Linked DNA regions of Homo sapiens: region 2 is linked to region 1. Evidence: chromatin loops called from intact Hi-C (ENCODE). Cell type or tissue: K562. All regions are shown on one strand. Links, peaks and the distances in the headings refer to the core of each region. The heading gives the core; the rest is flanking DNA.

Region 1 (4,403 bases), core at 188-4,187:
ATAATACATATATGCTTATATATGTATATGTATACCTTTATATATATATAGCTATCTTAGGATCAGCAGATATATAACATTATATAGGTTATGATCTTAATCATAACATACATGCACACGTATATGTGCACACACACACACAAGCACATGGTATGATCCCAAGTTGGTGAGAAGCAAATAGACCAAAATGCCAACGATGACTTTGCTAGGATTATATTCTTGTCTTCACTTCGCTTGACCTGGGGAGGTGAGGATTTGGGCCATCTATAGTGAAAACCATATGGCTTTCATGATGAATAAAACTCATGAAGGAGCGTGGCCCCATGGACTCTATGGCCTTTTACCAAGCCGAATCTGTTTAAACATCAATCCTTATCTGTTTGTGTAAACCTTCTTGACCTTGGAATGGGAAGAAGCAATTAGGAATTATTGGCCTTGTTGTTATATTGGTACCTTCCTCAAAACCAACTTGTTGGAGTTGAGGCATCTTAAAAACAACAGGATAAAATCATCCTCTCTGGGAAATACATATACACATATGTCCACATTTTTTTTCCTAACAACTTTTGCAATAACAAGATGAAGTAAAAAGTTAATTACAAATATATGCCACAAGGTCTACATTTGGGCATATATGATGTTTTTCTAAGAGATTTGTAATAGTAGCACTAGTATTCAGCTAGTGAATGCTTTTTCTTGATATTTATTTACAGAAAAGGTACTTCAGATTGGACAGATGTTAACAATGCAGTATCTTTTTTCCACGATAACTTTGTTTTGTAATAAGAGCCTTTTGCTATGATGTCTTTTTGACTTTTATCATGTGGGGTATAGCAAGATGCTGTTGGTTTTATTTCCTCCCCATTTATCTGTTATCTCAGTCATGCTACATAGTCACACCCATTTGGAGTTAGGCATATACCAGATAAGATAAGAGAAAGGGGCCTTTCACAGTGTAACTCAAGGATGAAAAGAGAGAAAGTTTCTCATAGCATAATAATGCACAAACATTGATTGTCTTAAAGAATAGTTTCCAAACCACTGTTTGTGTACACCAAAACCACTGGACAACTTGTGAAATCAGATTGCTATGCTTTATGTCCAGACTTTCTGAGTATTCAGTAGGTCTGAGTTGGTGGTCAAGATTTTGCATTTCTCATTTCTCAGGTGATGCTGATGCTCCTGCCCTTGAGCAGGATGATTCAAGACCAGTGGTTCTGAATGAAATAAAATCTTTTCTTTTTTTTTTTGAGACAGAGCCTCACTCTGCTGCCCAGGCTGGAGTGCAGTGGCGTGATCTCAGCTCACTGCAACCTCTGCCCCCACTGGGCTCAAGCGATTCTCCTGCCTCAGCCTCCCAAGTAGCTGGGACTACAGGTGTGTGCCACCATGCCCAGCTAATTTTTGTATTTTTAGTAGAGTGGGTGTTTTGCCATGTTGGCCAGGCTGGTCTCAAACTCCTAATCTCAAGTGATCCACTCTCCTCTGCCTCCCAAAGTGCTGGGATTACAGGCATGAGCCACCACGTCTGGCCTGAAGTAAAATCTTAATTACAAATATATGCCATAAGGTGCACATTTGCGCATATATGGCTTTTTTCTAAGACATTTGTAATAGTTCTCATTTTGAGAACCACTGATCTTGAATCAATGAATCAATCACTGATGGCTGCTATCCTTCATCCACTGCCCTCCCCTTTAGATCACTTGAGTGGATCAAAAATTTTCTCTGAGTCCTCAGGTGATAGAAATGAATGACTGACAACATAAGCTGAAGACAGAGAAAAAGAGGAGGTGGGATACAGGTGAGATGGTGATGGAGAAAAGGGTTTAAGAGACAGGGATCTATGGGAAGAACAAAGAGTGAGTTTATGGGGCTAGATTTCTTCTTCAGCCCCAAAGAGGTACGAGTACATGAGCTACACGAGAGTACAGAAAATTGGATGCCAAGCTCATTCTGCCTGTGTCTCTGGATGAGCTGAATACAAAGCACTTGGAATTGACTATTACAGATTGACTCAATTTAGGCCACAACAGGTGTTTTGAACTTGAAGGAAAATACTGGCATATTTCTCTGAATACTGTGGGTGTCACTGTTCTCAGTAGTAGAATTCATTATGACCCATGCTGATGTTGTTTATGGTAAAAGAGCTTCAGGTGAGCCTTGTTTCCTAGAAGGAAGGGAACATTATAGCCAAGTTTATAATGAGTATAGGGTTAGTGTAACAGAACTTTCAAAATCAAATGATGTCACTCCCTGTTTAAAATCTTCCCTTACAGTGGTTCTCAACCTTAGCTGCCCGTAAAAATTCTCTCCTGGGGAGTAAAAAAAAAATTCCTAATGCTCTAGCCATATGCCATATCATTTCAGAATTTCTATGCTTGAGACACAAGCATATTTTTCAAAAGTTCCAGGTGATTCCAGTGCAGCCAAGGAAGACAGCCACTGCTCCAGTGGTTTCTTATTGTACTAGAAGAAAATCCAAATTATATTCCAGGGGTTACCAGCCTTCATCACCCTCTTGTGTCTTCATCACCATTTTATGCTTTCTCCCCACTTGCTCATTATACTCCCTGTAAAGGAGATGGCAGCACTTTAGCCTGGAGTAGGCCGAGGCGGCCTTCCAGCACAGCATGACTCAGCAGGTTTGGAGCACAGGCTTACAACCCCACACATTACATAACCATGCCCCGTGAGGCGCATTAGGTGATCACTCACGTGAGCTTGTGCTTGGCTTGGACGGAGCCACTATTGTCTGTAAAAGGTATAACTACCCGAGTAATGCTGTACCTATGTCTCACCCAGGCTCGTGGCTGGGCTCACGCCCAGAGAGAGAATAAAGCCATGTCAAAACTGCCTGTGATTTCTTGAGTGTTTTTCTAGTTACCCTTTACCTGCCCACCGACTCCTCTTGGACCTCAGTTTGGCCTAGAACCTGACACTCCCCCAGCACTGAACTCCTTTTAAAAATGTGTAATTGTTGTAATTATTTTGGGTACACAGTGATTGTATATATTTTTGGGGTATGTGTGATGTTGCTCCAGGCATACAATGTGTCATGATTAATCAGGATAATTAGGGTATTATTACCCATTTATCATTTATATGTGTTAAGAACATTCTAATTCCACTTTTTTAGTAAATTTAAAATATACAATATATTATTAACTATAGTCACCCTGTTGTGTTACTGAATACAAGATCTTGTTAATTTTATCTAACTATATTTTTGTACCTATTAACCATCCCCACTTTATCCTCCACTTTCTGCTGCCCTTCCCAGCATCTGGTAACCATCATTCTATTTTCTGTGTCTATGAATTCAATATTTTTGGTTTTGGTTCCTACATATGAATGAAAAAAATGTAAAAAGCAGGCATATTTGTCTTTCTGTGTCAGGCTTATTTCCCTTAACATTATGATTTCTAGTTTCATCCATGTTGCAAATGACAGGATTTCATTCTTTTTTATGGCTGAATAGTATTCCATTGCATATATGTGCCACATTTTCTTTATTCATTTGTCCATTGATGGACACTTAGGTTGATTCCATATCTTGGCAATTTTGAATAATGCTGCAATAAACATGGGAAGATATCTCTTTGAAATACTGATTTTCTTTCTTTCAGATAAATACCCAGGAGTGGGATTGCTGGACTGTACGATAGTTGTATTTTTAGATTTTTGAGGAATCTTCATACTGTTCTCTGTAGTGGCGGTACTAATTTACATTCCCGCCAACAGCGTACAGGGGTTCCTCTTTTTTCACATCCTTGCCAGCATTGGTCATTGGCTGACTTGGATAAAAGCCATTTTAAGTGGAATGACACCTTATCTCACAGTAGTTTTGATTTTCATTTCCCTGATGATTAGTAATGTTGAGAATTTTTTATATACCTGTTGGCCATTTGTTTATTTTGAGAAACGTCTATTCAGATCTTTTGCCCATTTTAATTGGATTATTATTATGATTTTTATTTTCCCCTATTGAGTTGTTTAAGCTCCCTATATATTCTGGTTATTAGTCCTTGTCAGATGGGTAGTTTGCAAATATTTTATCCCATTCTGTGGATTGTCCCTTCACTTTGTTGATTATTCTCTTTGTTGTGCAGAAGCTTTTTAGCTTGATGTGATCTCATTTGTCCATTTTAGCTCTTGTTGCCTGTGCTTTTGAAGTCTTATTCAAGACCTCTTGACCCAGACTAATATACTAGAGTGTTTCTCCAATGTTTTCTTCTAGTAGTCTCACAGTTTCAGGTCTTAGATTTAAGTCTTTAATCCATTTTGATTTGATTTTTATATATGGCAAGAGACATACTTTCATTTTTCTGCATAGGAATATCCAGTCTTCCCAGCACAATTTATTGAAAGGATTGTCCTTTCCCCAGTGTATGCTCTTGGCT
Region 2 (4,403 bases), core at 225-4,224, 340 kb before region 1:
CAGAGAGAGGGATGCTTGAACTTGAGATTATGGGTGGCAGTTACAGATAATGACAGTGTGCCTGTTTGTAACCCTATGTGGATTTCTCAGAGGATTTAGTCTAAACTCCAGTGTTACAGATATAGAAAAACCTCGAACAGTGTATTTTGAACCCTTTCAGAGAGCACAGCTGGCTTCAGAGAGTAGGTAGAAGGTGGGGGATGCAGACTGTGGCTAAAACTAGTGGATTGAGCTGTGCTCCGGTGGTGAGGTCCCTAACCTAAAGATACCCAATTCATAGCTCATCAATCAAGAACACATGAAACAAGATTCATGCTTTGAGGCCGGGTGGCTTGTGCCTGTAATTCCAGCACTTTGGGAGGTTGAGGTGGGCGGATCACCTGAGGTTGGGAGTTTGAGACCAGCCTGACCAACATGGAAAAACCCTGTCTCTACTAAAAATACAAAATTAGCTGGGCATGGTGGCACATGCCTGTAATCCCAGCTACTTGGGAGGCTGAGGCAGGAGAATCGCTTGAACCTTGGAGGCGGAGGTTGCAGTGAGCCGAGATTGTGCCATTGCACTCCAGTCTGGGCAACAAGAGTGAAAGTCCGTCTCAAAAAAACAAAACAAACAAACAAACAAAAGATTTATGCTTTGAAAGAGCTTGCTGAGATAATTTTCTATGAGTCTTAAAGAATTATTTAAGTTGTTACTAATCAAAGAAAGAAATGACCTTATTTTAGACCTTCTAAATCAGCAACAAAATAGTAGATACATATTTAGTGTATACAGGGTAAAAATGATACCCCAACTCCTTGCTGATGGCATTATAAATTGATTGCATTTTTAGAAAGCATTGACTACGTGTCAAAAATCAGCAATGTTCACTGAAACTTTTTAAAAAATTAAAATAATTTTAAAATTTAATATTGAACAGATACAAAAGAATATAAGATATATGGATAATATAGGGCAGGGGTCAGCAAACCTTTTTTTTTTTTTTTTTTTTTTTTTTTGAGACAGAGTCTTACTCTGTCACCCAGGCTGGAGTGCAGTAGCATGATCTCGGCTAACTTCAACCTCTGCCTCCCGAGTTCAAGTGATTCTCCTGCCTCAGCCTCCTGAGTAACTGGGATTACAGGTGCTCACCATCACGCCTGGCTAATTTTTGTATTTTTAGTAGAGATGAGGTTTCACCATGTTGGCCAGGCTGGTCTTGAACTCCTGACCTCAGGTGATCTGCCTGCCTTGGCCTCCCAAAGTGCTGGGATTACAGGCAAGAGCCTTTGCACCCGGCCAGCAAACATTTTTTGTAAAAGGTCAGACAGGTGGCTTACATCCGTAATCCCAGTGCTTTTGGAGGCTGAAGTGGGAGAATCACTTCAGTCCAGGAGTTTGAGACCAGCCTGAGCAACATAGCAAGACCTTGTCTCTACCAAAACTATTTTAAAATTAGCCAGGTGTGGTAACACACACCTATGTTCCCAGCTACTGGGGAGGCTGAGGCAGGAGGATCACTTAAGCCTAGGAGTTTGAGGCTCTAGTGAGCTATGATCATACCACTGCACTCCAGTCTGGGCAACAGAGCAAGACCTTATCTTAAAAAAATTTTATTTAATTAAATAAAAGACCAGATAACAAGTGTTTTTGGCTTTGCAGACCGTATTGTGTCTACTGCAACCATTCAGCTCTGCCATTTGACCACAAAGGCAGCCGTAGAAAATGCAGAAATGAATGGTTATAGTTTGTTCCAATAAAACTGTTTGTCAAAGCAAGTGAAGATTTGGCCCATGGGTTGTGTTTGTTGACCCCTGGTATATAGAATCACACTACAGCAGACATCATGTTCTCACCACAGGTTTATGGAAAATGACATCATTACCTGTGTACGCTTTAATGGATATATAACATTCTACCACATTGCTGCGTTATTTACTTTCCCAACAAATAGTCTGTGGTTGGCCACGTTGTCTCTTTTTGGCTTCTTGATGTTATAGGTGATGATATAGTGAACATCTTCTTAGGCATACAGCCTTTTTCCTTTGATTGAATTATTTCATTAGGCCCAATTTCTAGCATCAATCACAATATGCAAAGATTAACATTGCTGTGCTTGAGCTTTTTTTTGTAAAAGGGAAATTTTAATGAAAAGGGTCAGAAGGCCAGTGTTTATCCTGGAAATGAACCCCACAAGGCAGAGATATGGACCTCAGGGGTCTCTGGTCTCCCTGATCCTGCTTCCACTTCTCTTGCCAGATCCCTCCAGCTGTTCTTCTCCCTGAATCTGGTTTTCAGTATACTGTCAAGCAAAGCCTGTTATCTCTCCCGAGTGTTTGCCTTTTAATAGAAGAGAGAGTGGAGACCTGGCTTCCCTAAGCTTGTCTGTGTAAATCTGTTTCATGAGGCGACACAGTTATGCGATCTCCATTCTTTCTCCCTTTCTGTCCTGTTGGCAGCAGTTCATCAATCCACACTTCTAGAAAGAGTGACAGTCACAATGGTAGTCTTCAGGCCCCTTGGGGGCGCTGAGCAACCCAGCATGGGCCTTGGCCAAGCAGAATTGATTCTCATTCCAGCTCTCCACTGACGTAGCCATTGTAAATTGCAAAACCTCTCTGGGCAGTTTCCTCATCTGTAAAATGGAATAGTTGTACCTGCTTACAGACATCTAAGAAGATTACATAAGATAATGAGTGTGAAACCCAAGCACTGTGCCCTGGCTTGAGCTCTAAAAACAGTTTAAATCTGAAATATTTCATATATTCTTACAGCAATGTTTTTGTCTTATACAATTGTTTCTCCTTTTTCTCTGAGCAGGTGACTGATTGTTTACAGAAGTGTCAGAGGTGGTCTCGGGGTTGCTCTGGGCATTGTGAGTCATTTTAGCTTTCAACATTGTCACTGAAATATTATGTGACAAGTTTGTGTCTAATGCCTGTTGCTCGTATCTTCCCTGGTCTCCAAATGAGGTTACTGATTCCTGATTATAGGGGTCTATAATCTGAGCCAGCAAAGAATGAGCGTTTCCTGGATACTAGGTAGGCACTGGACTAATTTAACACTGCCATTTAATACTCACAATCAGCCTAGAAGGTTGGTATTTTTATTTTCTCTATTTTTACAGCTGAGGAATTGAGTCCTGGGGAGATGAATTTGCCACGTACACATGGCTAGTCACTGTTAAGGGATGACGTTCTGCTCCCAACTGAATTCCTTCTGTGAGCTGATGTCTGGGACTCTGGAAAAACACAGGGATTAACTTCAACAGATATCTTTCTATATAGTAAATATCTTCTTGGAAAAAGTAAAATTTTATTTCAAACTCTTCCCATCTGACAAAAATTTTAATGAATGCTTTTCATAATGTTTCAGGCACCATGAAATGGGTGTGAGGGAACCTGGCAGGTTAAGGAAACCTAGGGAAAAGGTTGGCTAAGTCAAGAAACCTTTTGCAGTGTGAATTGTCTGCGCTTTATTTTGTAAAATTGGATTTTTGTGTATTTCTCCTGGTTTTCTCAAAATAGGACATAAATGAACCTTTGCGGTGGTGGAGGCCTCTCTGCTTGCTTGTTTGCACTGGGTGTGTTTGCCAATCTAAGGATAAAATACGAAGATGGCTCCCAAGGTTATGAAGTCATGTTTCTTTTTTCTTTCTTTTCTCTTTCTTTAAAGAGACAACTCAGGCTGGCATACAGTGGTGCAATCATAGCTCCCTGCAGCCAGAAAGTCCTGGGCTCAAGTGATCCTCCTGCCTCAGCCTACAGATAGCTAAGACAACAGTAAGACTACAGGCTTGCACCACCACACCTGGCTAATTTAAAAACATTTTTTGTGTAGAGACAACAAGGTCTTGCAGCCAGGTTGGTCTTGAACTCCAGGGCTGAAGCGATCCTCCCACCTCAGCCTCTCAAAATGCTGGGATCATGGGTCTGAGCCACTGCACCCAGTCAACTGATGTTTCTTTGAAGAAAATTGCACCTACTCTTGGCCTTCTATTTGCAGAGGCCAGCTGTGCTCCCTGCTGTGGGGAGGGGACTGTCCCTCCTTCCAAGTGTCCTTCGCCTTCCCCTATGGGTGATTGTTTATTTCGGATTTCTAAGAGCCTAAGATCCCAACCTGAAGATTGGTTATTTACTTTTAGATTGATGCAACTTTAAATGTAATTAATTGTTCTCTGAGTCCCTAGTGCAGATCCTCTCTTTTTTTCCTTCCCCCCAAATAGTTCACTGTCTTAATTATGTTAACGGAAGAAAAGGCAGTCTTTATTGATGGCTCGGTAAATCCACAGCAGTGATTTCAGGTCATTTGGATGCCATCAGTCTGAACAGCTGGGCCGTCACTCACCCTCTGTCAGAGGCAGACAACCCAATTAGTACTCACCACTCCTTGGCTCTGTATCCCTGGTGTTCACTGTCCAAGA

What was found. A loop is a pair of places that touch in the nucleus more often than their neighbours do. Peaks named below come from ENCODE experiments on the same cell type or tissue, not always from the same donor. Only the 100,000 strongest peaks of a DNase experiment are listed, where the experiment ranks them.
Region 2: a loop joins it to region 1, with 2.0 times the contacts of the local background. A loop is called at or near these places in 1 of 110 quality-filtered maps.

What each region holds. Positions count from the first base shown.
Region 1 is chr3:31,355,363-31,359,765 of GRCh38, reverse strand. No RefSeq gene overlaps it. Among named protein-coding and RNA genes, the nearest start is that of STT3B, 180 kb to the left of the region's middle. RefSeq lists an enhancer at 1,855-3,054. In K562, for the core only: no CTCF peak of the experiment used is centred there; a DNase peak (open chromatin) is centred at 2,625.
Region 2 is chr3:31,690,967-31,695,369 of GRCh38, reverse strand. All of the region lies in intron 7 of OSBPL10 (oxysterol binding protein like 10), which reads left to right. Among named protein-coding and RNA genes, the nearest start is that of OSBPL10-AS1, 11 kb to the left of the region's middle. In K562, for the core only: a CTCF peak has its summit at 2,504 (motif pointing right); no DNase peak of the experiment used is centred there.